Linked DNA regions of Homo sapiens: all the other regions are linked to region 2. A link is a contact called in ENCODE Hi-C or POLR2A ChIA-PET data. All regions are on one chromosome and are shown on one strand. Each heading gives the region's core, a stretch centred on a gene start or an enhancer-like site at or near the end of the contact. The rest is flanking DNA. Distances are from core to core; before and after follow the strand shown. Region 1 overlaps PLPP3 (phospholipid phosphatase 3). Region 2 holds the start of FYB2 (FYN binding protein 2). Region 3 overlaps PLPP3 (phospholipid phosphatase 3).

The links. A loop is a pair of places that touch in the nucleus more often than their neighbours do. ChIA-PET counts read pairs that join two places held with the same protein, here RNA polymerase II (POLR2A). Pooled maps may share reads with other maps.
Region 1: a loop to region 2 is called in a pooled map, with 2.9 times the contacts of the local background. The contact joins the enhancer-like site here to the promoter of FYB2 in region 2. A Hi-C loop is called at or near these places in 1 of 37 single-sample maps with no recorded cell type and 3 of 50 pooled maps.
Region 3: a loop to region 2 is called in a map with no recorded cell type, with 13 times the contacts of the local background. The contact joins the enhancer-like site here to the promoter of FYB2 in region 2. A Hi-C loop is called at or near these places in 7 of 37 single-sample maps with no recorded cell type and 5 of 50 pooled maps. POLR2A ChIA-PET finds 5 or more read pairs at or near these places in 1 of 52 experiments (activated T-cell).

What each region holds. Positions count from the first base shown.
Region 1 is chr1:56,506,353-56,511,077 of GRCh38, forward strand. The region is part of intron 5 of PLPP3 (phospholipid phosphatase 3); the gene reads right to left. Among named protein-coding and RNA genes, the nearest start is that of PLPP3, 71 kb to the right of the region's middle. RefSeq lists an enhancer at 3,603-4,333. Within about 2 kb of position 2,304, at least 14 of the 41 ENCODE cell types and tissues checked have a DNase peak (open chromatin) inside an H3K27ac peak, as active enhancers do.
Region 2 is chr1:56,817,478-56,821,972 of GRCh38, forward strand. It overlaps FYB2 (FYN binding protein 2), which reads right to left and starts at 1,927. Exons shown (of 20, transcript NM_001004303.5): 1 at 1,805-1,927. The coding sequence starts at 1,813.
Region 3 is chr1:56,523,736-56,528,572 of GRCh38, forward strand. PLPP3 (phospholipid phosphatase 3) reads right to left here. Exons shown (of 6, transcript NM_003713.5): 3 at 542-819; 4 at 88-145. Among named protein-coding and RNA genes, the nearest start is that of PLPP3, 53 kb to the right of the region's middle. RefSeq lists an enhancer at 1,996-2,275. Within about 2 kb of position 1,901, at least 7 of the 41 ENCODE cell types and tissues checked have a DNase peak (open chromatin) inside an H3K27ac peak, as active enhancers do.

The DNA of each region.
Region 1 (4,725 bases), core at 1,054-3,553, 310 kb before region 2:
CTGGCATTCTTGCTGGTGTCTTTTCCCAAGGTCACCTCACTGGGGCAGAGACAAAGAACGCCCTCGCCCTTCCCTACATCTGGAGGAAGATAGCAGCACACAAAAGAGCAACGGCAAGCGGAGCCACACCCCCGGGAAGAGGAAAACCAGGAAAGACTCTGCTGTGTATTTACGAAATCCATGAGCAGCTGCTTCCTCTGCTGAACCCACAGCAATGGCAGCCGGGCCCTCCCCTGACCCCTCCCAGGGGCCCCTAATTTGCCATCTGTTAGAGGGTCAGGGAGGAGGTGACCAGATATGCAAGTTGTCACCAGACAGGAAATGAACCGATGTCTGTTCCTTCGTCCTAGTCCCTGTGTGAGTCCAACTGTAAAGTTCACATCTTTGGTAGGGGTAACTTAGTGAGTGTGTAGGCGGGAGGGGGCTGGGAGAGCCAATATGAGCCTGTGTTTTTTTTTTATTCGTCTGTCTGTTTATGTGTGTCTGTGGTTCTGAGTACGATTGGGTCTGCCCATGCACCTCATGGTCTATCTGGGCTGTGGCCTTCTCCTTTGTCCTGTGTACCTCTGTCCAGATCTCTGAAGGTGTGCAGGCAGGCCTATCCGACCCTAAGTGCTTGTGTCTTTGTGTTGAGTTCATGACACTGTATAGGTTTTCTGTCTGTGCTGGCTTCCATTGTCTTCCTTTTCTGGAAAGCATTCAATTAGTAAGCAATGGAGGAGGAAACCAGACTTCCATTTGACATGTGATTTTTGTCTAGACAAGTCTGCCTGTTGTGACAGGATCTACCCTCAACAGACCCAGGTAAAAGTTCTCGGCTGTCATGCCTGTTGCCTAAGGCTCTGCAGTTATGGAACCAGCATTCTAGGGTTAATGCACTGTACCTCAGTCAGTTACTACAAAGTCAGCTGTGCCATAGAATGTCTGTGCACAAAGGTCATGGAGCTACAAGGCCTCCAGCTTCAATTCACAGGTGAGGAAACTAGGCCCAGAAGGGAAGTGTCTGGCCTGAAGCCACAAGCTAATTCATCATTCACCATTTACCCAATGCTGATGAAGCACCTATTGTGTCAGCTGCTGTACTACATACCGAGAATAAATAATCAGAAGGTTAAGCCATGGATTCTGCTATTAAGGCACCCACAATCTAGCTGAAGAGACAGACATATGAGCAGGCCATGAGTAGATGAGGCCTAAAGCCATGGTAGGAAGAAAGTGCAAAAGGCCATGGGGGACTGGAAGGAAGTGAGACAATACTGTCTCCAGGGACTGGGGAAGTTGTGGAAAGCTGAACAATGTCCCCCAAAGATGCCCGCATCCTAAGTCCCAGAAGCAATGAATGATGCTACATGATAAAATGAGATTAAGTTAAGATCTTGAGATGGAGAGATCATCCTGGGTTATCAAGGTGGTCCCAGCATCTGTAAAAGAGGGAGGCAAAAGGACAAAAGTCACAGAAGAAGGTGTGACAATGGATGCAAAGGCCAGAGAAAGTATATGTGTGTGTGAGAGAGAGAGGGAGAAGTGAAGATTCTATGCTGCTAGCTTTGAAAGTGGAGAATGGGGCCATGAGTCAAGGAACTCAGGTAGCTCCAGAAAGCTAGAAAAAGCAAGAAAACAGATCTCCCCTTAGATCCTCTAGATGGAATGTGTTCCACCTTGATTTTAGCTCAGTGAGACCCTTTTCCAACTCCCAACTTCCAGAACTGTAAGAAAAGAAACTTGCATTCTTTTAAGCCACTAAATTTGTGGTAATTTGTTACAGCAGCCAGAGGCAGCTAATACAGAAGGTTTCATCAGAGATGAGGTGACACTGGAACTGTGTTCCATCAAAGGGGACAGGTATCTAATACAGAAACTCAGGTGTTGGAAAATATTGAAATGTTTGACATGCCGGGAGGTGAAGGGGTGGAGAGATGAGAGGAGACCTGCCAAAGCCTGGGTCTTGGAGTGCCAGCTCTGTGTCAGGCTGTCTGGGGTCAACTCCAGCTTTGCTACCTTCTCTCTGAGTGCTTGGGCTCTCAGCAAATGTCAGCGAAGATTACAACTCAATTAACAGGGAGTCCGTAAAGGCTTGGCTCAGGAGGTTATCTGGCAGACTGGAAAATGGATTCTGTGTTTCTTGGCACCTCAAGTGGTGGCCTTTGTGCCATACATGCTGCTTTTTTATCAATCCTCTTAACCTCAGGTGATGTCTCTGTGTTTCAAAAACCATTCAATACAGCCATAGTTGTGAGTAAGAAGAGAACTTTGCTCCTTCCTGGCATTCCCTGGGACAGCGGCCCTGATTCGTGGGGAAGAGTTCTGTCATGTGGCACAAGCAGAGCAGAGGTCACAGACTCCTGCTTGGCACGTGACAGCTACATTGCACAACCCTGATAAAGCTGCAAAACCCATGAGGCAGATGCCTGTCATCCTACTCATAGTTCCCTCTCCCAGGCACCTGGTGCCTTCATCACATGGTCTCTGGTTCCCCACACCTCCTCACAGATCTACCCATCTCTCCTCAATCCAGGGTCCTGAGCTTTGCTTCTGTCTCCCTCACAATCAAACCCAGGACAACAGAATCCTGGGAGCTTACGGCTGGAAAAGACACTACCTTCTTTCCTCCCAGCTGAACATTTCCAAACTTTTATTCTCAGTAGCCACAGCTTCCAGGCACTTCCCTGTCCTGGCCTCTCAGATGGCTTCAATGAAATGAATCTCTCAGTGCTGCGATTCCAAGCCATTCTGGACCATGAGGTCCCACTGAGCACAAGGCTGGGTGTCAGGCATTTGGAGAAAAATGATAGGTAAGATTGAGTCCCTGTTCTTGCATGTTCACAGGTGAGTGAGTAAAAGGCAGGGAAAGAGATTTATCACCCCTTTCCAAACCATCTTTACATTGTAAATCAGGCTTTCAAACTCAAAGCAATAACTGGATCCACCCAAAGGGTTAGGAAGGACTCCGTGACACAATTAAATGATACTCTTTAAGCAGCTAACTATGGAGCTTCTGTTTCGGGTTAACTGCAGGGCCTTCAGCTTCAGGGACCCCTTCTCCTTGCAGAGTGCAGAGGGCATAGCTTTGAGTCCATGAGAATCGTGGTGCAGCTGTCTATTAGCTCTCTGACCCTGGATGACTTAAGTTACCTCTCTGAGCTAGTTACTTCTGTAAAATGGCTGTAGTACAATGGCTTAATGTGACTAAAAGAAGACAGTGGGCAGCTGGGCACAGTGGCTCACACCTGTAAACCCAGCACTTTTGGAGGCTGAGGCGGGCGGATCACCTGAGGTCAGGAGTTCAAGACCAGCCTGGCCAACACAGTGAAACCCCATCTCTACAGAAATACAAAAATTAGCCAGGCATGACGGTGGGTGCCTGTAATCCCAGCTACTTGGGAGGCTGAGGGGGAAGAATCTTCAACCTGAGAGGCAGAGGTTGCAGTGAGCCGAGATCGTGCCATTGCACTCTAGCCTGGGTGAGAGAGCGAGACTCTCAAAAAAAAAAAAAAAAAAAAAGGAAGACAATGGGTAAAGTATCAGAATGGTACCAGCAGAGAGTAGGTGCTTTGTAAACGCTAGGATCAAATTCCTATACTGTGCTACAGTCAGCGAGAGCCAAACAGGACACAAGTCAGAACCTTCATTTCACTTCTTGGAAATAAGCCATAGTCCTCCCGAACGCTCTGTCTAATTGCTTATGGCCCATGTTTTAGGATATAAAAGAGAGGAAGGCTAGTAAGGATCCCCCAACCTTTTAATTTTTTTAACTGGGGGTGCAGGGGACTCCAATTAGGGCAGTGGCGCCAAGAAGGAACCACAACAGCAGGCCCCCGCGGGCTGTCCTCCTGCTGAGAGCAAAGCTCAGAAGGGCACAGTCAGCAAAGGGTTACCCTTCAGTGCAAACACCCATCCCCCACTGTCACCTCACATTAAAGGGCCAGGCACCAGAGAACAAGCCGGTCAGTGACAGCTGCTCTCATTAACGGTTTGCTCCCCCAGGTTCTCTCCCTTCTGGCCTTTACTTTTAAAAAGAAAAAAGAAAAAGAAAGCAAGGGAGAAAGCCATTAAAACAGCCAGTCCAGTAGGCTGGGATTCCCATGTCAAAGGCTGCAGGCAGTTCACACACTGCTTTCTTCGTGGTGCCCACTCTGATTGCTGCAACTCCTTCTCCCTCTTCTTGACCCCTGCACATGGAGTCAGGTGCTTCCCTGCCTGCTGAAGCCCCCTACACATGTCACTATGACAGCCCCCACAGCATTAAGCTCCTGTGCTTGGCCTGGCTGTGAGAGGAGCAAGGATGGAATTTCCTTGGGAGGGCTGAGCCTTATTCATTCCTATACCTTCAAGAAATAACTTCCTACAGTGTTCTCAAGAAAGGTTAGATCAACTCATTGATTCTGGCTTTTTGCTTGTTAGGCACACATTTGCTTAGTCTGAGCTAGAATCCCTGAGAGGCCTTGATAAGATAGGGAGAGTAACATATATATTACACATGGTCCCTGCCCCCAAGAACTTACAGCCTAAAAGAAGACACCCATCGACAATTTCAATCCAGAGTGTTAAGTGCTGTTACAGAGGAGCTGGGGAGAGGCTGCATAGTGAGACATAAGCCTGCAACCAGGCTCAGAAACCAGGAAAGGATAAGAAGCTGGTTTAGATCTCTCTATTGTTCATAATTCTTACTGTGAATGAGCAAGGATAATACTAACAACAATACAACCTACATGTGTGGTGCTTAAA
Region 2 (4,495 bases), core at 677-3,176:
TGCAGTTACTGCCATTTGACCCATATATAGATTTTTTTGTCTTCTCTCACTAGAATATGAGGTTTAGGAAGGCAGGTATCTTCAACCGTTTGGTTCACTGCTGCATCTGCAGCACCAAAGCAGGACCTGACCACACAAACCATGTCCTCAATAAATATATATTGAATAAATGAATATTTTGTTAATTTTAAAAAATGAAACCAATCCTTCTTTCAAGATGAGAAACCACTCTTATTTCTCTCTTGATTTTTTTCTCTCTCTGAGCAGTGAAAGTTATATAATCATATTAGCTTATCCCATAAAAATGTGATTAGCTAACAAACATGCTCTTTTGTACATTTTTGTCTAATTTGCCTAACATTCTTCCTGCTGTCCTATTGTAATCCTTGCTAGCGATGCTTGGCTTATAGTTGGCACTGACACATGTAAGCTCATGTCCCAGCTCTGCTGCCAGTGGTATGATACTGAGCAAGTGATAACATTGTCAGTTACCTCATCTACAATAAATGGGGCAATGGCATAGACCACACTGTATTGTCATCAGATAAACTGAAATAATGGATGCCAGTGCGGATCCTGGCCCATCAGAGATGGGGAAAATGTAAGTCAGTTTCCTTTTCTTACAAGCACGCTAAATCTATTCAGCCTGGCACTTTCCCGTCAAGGAGGAGTTTCTTAAAAATTGCTAAGTGGTATGGTCGAGGTGGGGGTGGCGGGGAGAACTCAGAGGAGGGAGATGAAGTCATACCAACATGCCCCTGCTCACCCCTTTCCAAAACTCAGCTATTTGGACTGGAGTGATTTGCCACAGAGAGAAACATGCCCTTTGCCCTGAGACAAAGGGGAGCTTTTCCTGACCAGCAAAAGCTAAAATGGATCCTCTGCCCTGATTTAAAACCAAACTTGTGGGTGAGAAGCCACATGATTCATGGGAGAAAATGACTTGACTCCAAATATATAATAAAAAGTATGGAAGCAACACACACACACACACACACACACACACACACACACACACACACATGCACACGCACATCAAAAGAAACTGACTTACTGAAGACGGAAATAGAGGAGAGTGGAGAATTGGAGAAGGAAAAAGGAAGATGTGGTCAGTCAGGCAAGACGTCTCCAACTGTGCCAACAGCACTCAGCCATCCAAGGGGCAGGGAATGCTGGCGTAGGGCAGGATACTTTTCCATACATCTCTATTTATACAAGCACCTCTGATAGTCTCACAAAGTAGTTATTGTACCAGTAATTCTCTTTCATGAGTGAGGGACCCAGGGCTCAGGATGACGGACACACTTGCCCCAGGCCACACAGTTAACAAGGAGCAGAACCCGGTCTAGAGCCACAAGCCACAAAAGAGCAATGCACAGCCGGCTTCCTAGCACCAAGCACTGCTCTCTGACCAGGAGGCCCGCTAATCACTGCAGAGGCCAGATACAGTCCACAAGGGCAAGTAAACACAGAGAGAAGCCAGCGGGCGCTTCAACGGAGGATCTGGGAATAGGTCAGGAGTCCAGCTGGCTGGGTAGAGCTAGGCCACATGCTGTCATTCCTCAGCACCTCCTGTCCCCTCACACTCCAGGTGGCACAGGACATGGCACACTCCTCTTCCCTCCCACCCGCCCTGAGCAAAGCCAGTGTGAGCAGAAATGCACTGGCTGACACCTGACATGTTTATTCCTGCCCAGGAGGCAGCACACACAAGCAGTTTTTCCCCAGGGCTCTCAAGTGGGAGGAACTTGTCCTGCAAGAAAAGACACACAGAAAGCCAGCAACAAAACTGAGACAGCCTTACCCCTTCCATTGCTTTCCTCCAAGGCAGAGTCAGGGAAACAAGCCCAGCCTCTCAGAGCTGGGTCCTGGGGCCAACAATCCGCTTTCCTCTGTCTCTGCTAGCCAGGGAGCAATCACTTCCCACAGGACACACCTGAGCCCAGGCTCCCCACCTGCCCCATCTGGGCCGAGGCTCCTCCCTTGCCTGGGGCTGGGCCAGGGCCGGCCGCCATCCTCCCAGCTTGGCTTAGACCAGCACCTGCAGGGGACTGGGGAGAGTACTCCACCTGCAGTCCTGCCAAGCCCACCTCTTCTCAGCAAGCGGCTCTTCCCGTTGCTCCCCTCCGGCTGGTCTGACAGTCACTCACTCTCCAGGGCATTTGTGCCCAGGCAGCAGGAGCTGTGAAGGAATGGGGATGGCAGGCTCCTGTTAGTACAGACCATGCAGGCTGGACAGTGTGATCCCCGTTAGTAACAACCTCTGCCAGCTCCGCCCCTGCAGACGGCTACTTAATTTCACAAACCCTTTCTCACGGTCAGGGAAACCAAAGCCCAGCAGGACAGCATGCCTAAGCCCACAGGGGGATTTAGTGGAGGCCAGAAAAGGAGTTAACATAAAGGAGCACCCTGTTTTTGGCCTGGTGTTTATTGAGGCATTTGGATTCCCATTTTAAAAGGTGAAGAATGGCCGGGTGCAGTGGCTCACACCTGCAATCCCAGCACTTTGGGAGGTCGAGGTGTGTGGATCACTTGAGGTCAGGAGTTTGAGACCAGCGTGGCCAACATGGTGAAACCCTGTCTCTACCAAAAATATAAAAAAAATTAGCCAGGTGTGGTAGTGGGTGCCTGTAATCCCAGCTACTTGGGAGGCTGAGGCAGGAGAATTGCTTGTACCTGGGAGGCAGACGTTGCAGTGAGCCGAGATCATGCCACTGCACTCCAGGGGGACAGAGTGAGACTCCGTCTCAAAAAAAAAAAAAAAAGTGAGGAAACTGAGTCTCAGAGAGATGGTAACACCTGCCCATGGTCACATAGGTAGTAACTAGAAGAGCCAGGGTTGGAACCCAGATCTGGCTGACTCTAAAGTGATTTTATTTTGCTGGGGTTATTTTTGTTTGTTTGTTTTTCTGACAGAGCTGGAGATGGAAACCCAAACCTCAGTTGCCAGTTTTGGGGCTTTCAGCTCTCCCGGGGTTGGGGATGGGCAGAGTGGGTGGCCTGCGCCCTGCTTTATGTGTAACCGGTGTGACTTTTCTTGCTTTGTCAAGTTCTTAGAAATCTTCTCCTGTCCTGACCAGGGAGAGGCGGGGTGGAGCACAGGTGAGGAGACCCCGCCTGAGGGCCATTTCCTCTAACAGGTGATTCCCAAACCTGGCTGATCACCAGAGCTGCCTGGGAATCTATCAAAAATACAGGATTCAAGTCCCAGACAAAACACTGCATCAATGCTTCTGGCCCAGGGACTGGCAGTTTGGGTTTTATAAAAGCCTTTGAGGTCTATGTATTTTAAACTTTATTAATGAATGACTCACAGTAAGATGTACCTTTTACATCCTTCCTCAACACACATACACATCAGCTAAAAGAAAAACTCCCCAAAGCAGTACTCACTCTTACCTTGTGTAATCGTGCTGATATTTTCCATTCTGTTCTGAGCCATGACATGCCATTGAATTAAATAAATGGTAGCACTTTCTTGACTTCATGACTCTCTGTTTGGCCAACACTGCTGTGTAGACTCTGCTCCCAGTCAGTTGGGGGGCCTATTTCTGAAGCTAAAGGGGACCCAGGCCAAAAGTCATCTGTAACTTTCCCTTAGCACTCTGGTTCATGCTCCTATGTGTATAAGTTTGTAAATAAAACAGTGGAGGAAGCTCTCGGGAGAACTTGGAGCCCTCCCCGCAGTCCCAACTGATAATTGGGCTGTCAAATTCCCTTTGCTCCTAGTGCAAGGGCTCCCCCTAGTGGCCTCAGGCCAGCCTACACTGGCAGAGTGGGTGGAGCAGGGCAGCAGGACTCTCATCTCCGCCTTCCTGGGAGGTCTGCGCATTTTGCTTTGGTTTCTGGCTAGTTACAGTGCTAGGTCCTAGGCACTAATCATTGGTAGCTGTTAGGGGTGGGTACTGTTTTGCCAGTCGGCTTAAGAGCTATGACTCTTGGAATGGCAGAGGATCCCTTGCTGTATGTCTTACGATCCTCTAGGTGCTAAACTCAGTTTCCCCACTAGCTGCTGGTCTTGGGAAAGTCAACTCTGAGATGTATGTTTCTCATCTGTAAAAGTAAACAAGAGTCTGGCAGCGTTGGCTTAAGGACAAATGGCCATGGGAAAATCTCCTGATAGGGTTGCTTAGCAATGAGTAAACACCAGTAATGTCAGTTCCTCTCTTTCTTTCCCCTCTCCTCCTCAATGGTTGGTGGCTGTGTCATTGTCAAAGTGCCCATGTAGCACTTGGATATACAAATGAAGTAGCATCATTTTATTTCCCTGTAATAATCCCAGTTTTCTCATGGGCCCCCATCCCATAAGTGGCAGATCCTTGTATTCATTTGCTATAAGGAGAACTCATACATGACTACATGGGAGGGTGAAGGCAGAAGAGGTGGGTACAAATTGCTGACATTGTGGGGAAAGTTTTGGATGGGAAATTTGAAGGTTGACCTAAGTTGCAACAGATATCACTACACCTTATGAATAAATATTTCAATTCAGTAA
Region 3 (4,837 bases), core at 651-3,150, 290 kb before region 2:
TGCCCCTAAACTATTTTGAGGGCTATCATATCAGAAGGGATCGAAGCTGGAACTGAGCACTGCTCAAATCAAAGGGTGGGTACTTACCACCAAATACAGCATAGTGTACATGGAGAAGGAGGCATGGCCAGAGAAGAAGGACTTCCTGCAAGAGCAAGAGAGGGCCATGAAAGGGCCGTATTCACATCCCTGATACACACTTGTCTGTCTGTCTTCCCTCCCTAGACTGTAACCTTGAGAGCAGGCACTAGGCCCTGTTCATTTTTGCATCCTTGGTAGTGCTTTGGACCCATGCCTGGAACATAGCAGGCACCTATGAATTCATGAATAAACAAAAGAATGAATGAATGAATGTACCTACCCATGCTATATCGGAAGTATTGATTTACATATCTGTCTCAATCATCTGACTGTGAGTTCCTCAAGAATAGGAACTATGCCTTATTCACCCATCTAAACCAGGGCCCAGCTAGTAAGTGCTCACTGAACTGCACTGTATGAAAGGGGTCCAGGCTCTGGCCATGCGGAGGTGGTGTCTCACCTGGCTTCCTGGACTTTGCTGTCATCACCTCTGCATCTGTAGTTCTGAATGTAGCCTTCAGAGCAGTTGATCTGGCTGAAATCAGGGTTGCAGACACTCAAGAAGTGAGGACGCAGGCGCCCTATGGACACTTTGGCAATGTCTGTGAAAGACTGGCTGATGGCACAGCCAAAGAGGAAGCAGCCCACTTGCTTATAGAGTGCTGCCACGTAGGGGTTCTGAATCGTCGACCGCGACTTCTTCAGGTAATAGATCCGGTAGAATTCCCCCGTGATGATCTAAAAGGAATCCAACAGGGGAATTAGGCAGTATCAAGATTCATCATCAACACTGATGCCGTAACGGATATTCAACAACACAGGAGAATATTCAGTATTTGCAAAGGAGTGTCCTAATTTTCTATTTATGAAATATACAGACACAAATATGCACAGAAGAAAAGATCAAAGCGCTAATATAGTTGGGTGTTTTAAGCCCCTTTGTAACAACAAAAATATACAACCAAATATATTTATATGTATATATGTGTATGTGTGTGTGTGTGTGTGTGTGTGTGTATCTTTTTTTTTAAGGGAGAGACAAGAACTTAACTATAGAAAAGAAATACTAAATGAAGAATCAACGACAAGGTAAAGGGTAGCTATGATGTCACAGGGTCTGAGCAAATCTCGAGATTCTGAGATTTGGGGTAAAGGATCACCAACAATGACCTGACTCTAGTAAGGGCCTCAGCCTTGTGCTGACATTGGCCATGGTGAGAGTTTCTGTAAGAAGAGCTGGACACACCATGGTTAAGTCCTGGGGAATTCAGACTCTGCCACCAATCTGGTATCCTTCAGCAATAATCTACATCCTCCAAGCTTTGGCCTTCTGCTCCATAAAAGGAGGCTGCTCACCTTTGCAGTTGTTGGTTCAAATAGGATAACATGAATGGGAAATGACCTGGATCACAGAAAGTGATGCTTTTACTTTTTAGAAGCAGAGTGTGATGAATAGAATACCAGTCTAACAACTAAGAAACTTGTAGTACGATGCCCTTCAGTGTTTGTGAATTTCCTCCAGTCAGCCTGTGCTGTCTTCTCTGAGCCTGACGATCCTTCTCAAATCTTTCTTGATTTTCATACTGTATCTATGATATGATGCTTAGAGGAGATTTATCACTACTGAAAATAATCCACCAATTACTGATTACCTATTATATACCAGACATTGCTTTTATATTCTTTATGTCACGAAATCCTGATGCTCAAGATAGATATAGTGACATCATTTACATTAAGGATGGGGGACAGCTGATGTTCTGTAAGGTAAATGCCTATGATGTGCACAACCACACACCCTGCTGCCTTTGTCTTAACTCCACAGCCCAGCCATGGCCACTTCCTGCTTGTAACCACAGCCCAGAGACAGTGATGGTCAACTCATCACTCACCACAAAAGTCCCTTCACACTTCCTCCCAGGGCAGGATGATGAGTTACACTTGCCCTTTCAGAGGGAAGAGAGCATGTGCACAGCCACAAGGGAAGCAATAGTCTGGCATATCCGGACACTCCTTTGCAAAGGCTCCCAATATTCTTTTACAGTGGAGGAAAGCATCAAGGCATGAGGTCTGATCAAGGTCCTCAAGGGCTCCAAAGTCTGGGGGAGGACGACCACGTAGGAAGGAAACACCAGCTGGGCCCAGGGACAAACAGGTGCAGCAGTGAGAACAGCTATTATCACTGCCAACATTGACACAGTGACTCTGTGTTCATAAATGCTTTATATATAAGAGCTACATTTTGTTTTCCCAGAACATATTGAGTACAATTCTGTATTAGAGGAACATAGGCAAAGGCCACTCTAGCCAGCATCTTGGCATAGCCGTTTCCTGAGAGAGCAAAACTAGTATGGGACCCTGCATAGATGCTCAAAGACTATCAGTTGAAGGAACAAATGAAGGAAAGGGAGCAGGACGGTAGTCCTCAGAGTTGCCTTATTACAAAATTGGAAGTATCCCCTCAACATTACCAAGAATGCTTTGATAACACGTTGCAGAGATTAAACTCCAGGAAGCATGGCAAGTCATTAATGAAAGGGACCATTATATTTAGAAGAAACTTAGGTCCAAATTAGCTCCCATCTAAAGATTAAACCCAGGTGCACTGACTCCCTGCCCAGCATTCTTTCCTACCATTCATGATCTAATTCCCCTTTTGAACCTGTTTATACATTTACCCTATGTAACCTCACAGGCAAACAAGTTCCAGATGTTTATTACCACAATCATGTTCTCTTAATCTTTTTTATTCTTCCTTATTTATAAGTCATATGAGATTTTTTATGCAGGAGGAAGAGCACTGAACTAGGAGTCAAGTAGCCGAGGTTCAAGTCCCTACTTGTTTAGTGAATTTGGGATAAATTGGTTTCTGCATTTGCAAAACGAGGGTGCTAGACTCTGATTTATGACTTCATAACTGCAATGACATTTATTCTCAACTTTCCTGGGCTACGTCCACCATCCACCACTAGCCTGCCAACCAAGCACAGGTAATAAGCAATGGCAGAGGAAAGTTACTTGCTCAGAGATGACACCAGAAGCAGGGAGCAGAACCAAGGCCCCAGATAAAATCCCTGACCTCAGATTGCTCTCTGGTTCCCTGAACCAGACACTGCTACAGATTAAGGAACTGTTTCTAAGCAGGTGTGGCCTGAGGATCAGTCAACACGATTTCCTGTTTGATGCTGAGAAAGAACATGTGAGTTTCCAATGCAAATTAGCATCTCTTTTATGAATTTACTGATTAATCTCAGATGAGTCACCTTTCTGCTCCAGTTACTTTAGGGAGACGGGGTTTGATTACAATTCAGGGATTCTTTTCAGCTCTAATGTCCCATCTCTAAAACTTCCATTTTTAGTGTCACAGTCTTAAGATAGTAAATTGCAAAGTAAAATGTTTCCTTCACTCAAGGGAAAACAAGGAGATGAAAAGAACATTTTGCAGTACCTCAAATTCCTAATAATAATGTTAACAGCAGCCATCTCTTACATTTATTTTGTACTGTAGTTTCATTGAATCTTCTCTGTGAAGAAGATATTCCATTCTACAGATGGAGATACTAAGGCTCTGGGAGACAGTGACTTTTCTGAAGGATTTGAGGCCAGTAAGTGACAGAGTTAAGAGTAGAGCCCAGGTATTCTGACTCTTAAGCTCAAAGACCCACAGCAGACTACACTGAGATAATTTTATCATTTCTATTGTTATTAAAACCAATTTCCACTGCAGAAGAGCAATTGCAGATTTTTAAGGAGAGGGCCAGGCTGAAGCCATTTAGCAGACACATGACTCCAGGACCACATGGCTTCTGGGGCAGCCTTGACAGATTTTAGAGTGAATGAGCAACAAATTATGTATTTTCTCTATCCCCTTGTACAGAAGGGTCAGGGAGTCGACAACACAGCCATAAATCATCATTATGAACCAGGCGGACTTGGCTTCTTGTAATCCTAACCCTTAAAAGTCTATTTAATGAAATTTGGGTTGTGAAAGGCAGCCTGAATACCTCACCTCTACAGACGAGGCGAAGGCTTAAATTGTTCTCCGACACGTTACACACCTAACTCTCGAGTCCCAGATTTACTGCTTTCGGACTTTATTCATTACTCACAATGTTTTTATTCCTGGGTAAGAAAATAAGCTCTTCCCTCCCCCTCCTCCTACAAAGACTCTGTCCCCACTCCCAGACTCCTGCCCCTAGAGCCCTCATTTCTGCCTCAGTCAGCAAGGTTCTGATATGTAAATTTCACTGCTGAGAAAAATGCCTTCAATGTTGATCCCTTTCTGAAACAGCAAGCAACAGATTCTGGGGGTGATGGCAGGCTGCCAGGCAAGCAGAGAATTCTCCCCTACCTGCCTTTTAAAGCACTTGGCACAGAATCTGGAAACTAATAAAATGGGAAAGCATTGCAATTAAGCTACAAGGGGACAGAAAGGGATCAGTCCTTGCCTGAGAAGGGCTGCAGTTTGGAGAGAGGTTGGCTCCAACTGCAAGACAGCTCCTCTTCCTGTCTTTTCTGGTGAAAAAGAGCTCAACTGCCCACATATTTACAAATATTTAACTGTTATGGAGAGGAAATATGAAGAAAAATTAGGATAGATTTTTGGGAAAAGATAGAGCAAGAGGTGGTGAAAGAAGCAACAACGTTGTAGCCAGAAAAACCTGTCTGAATCTTGTCTATTACCTTAGGCATGTGACTTTACCTCTCTGGGCTTAGATGTCCTCATCTATAAAATAAGGTTAATAATATCTATGTG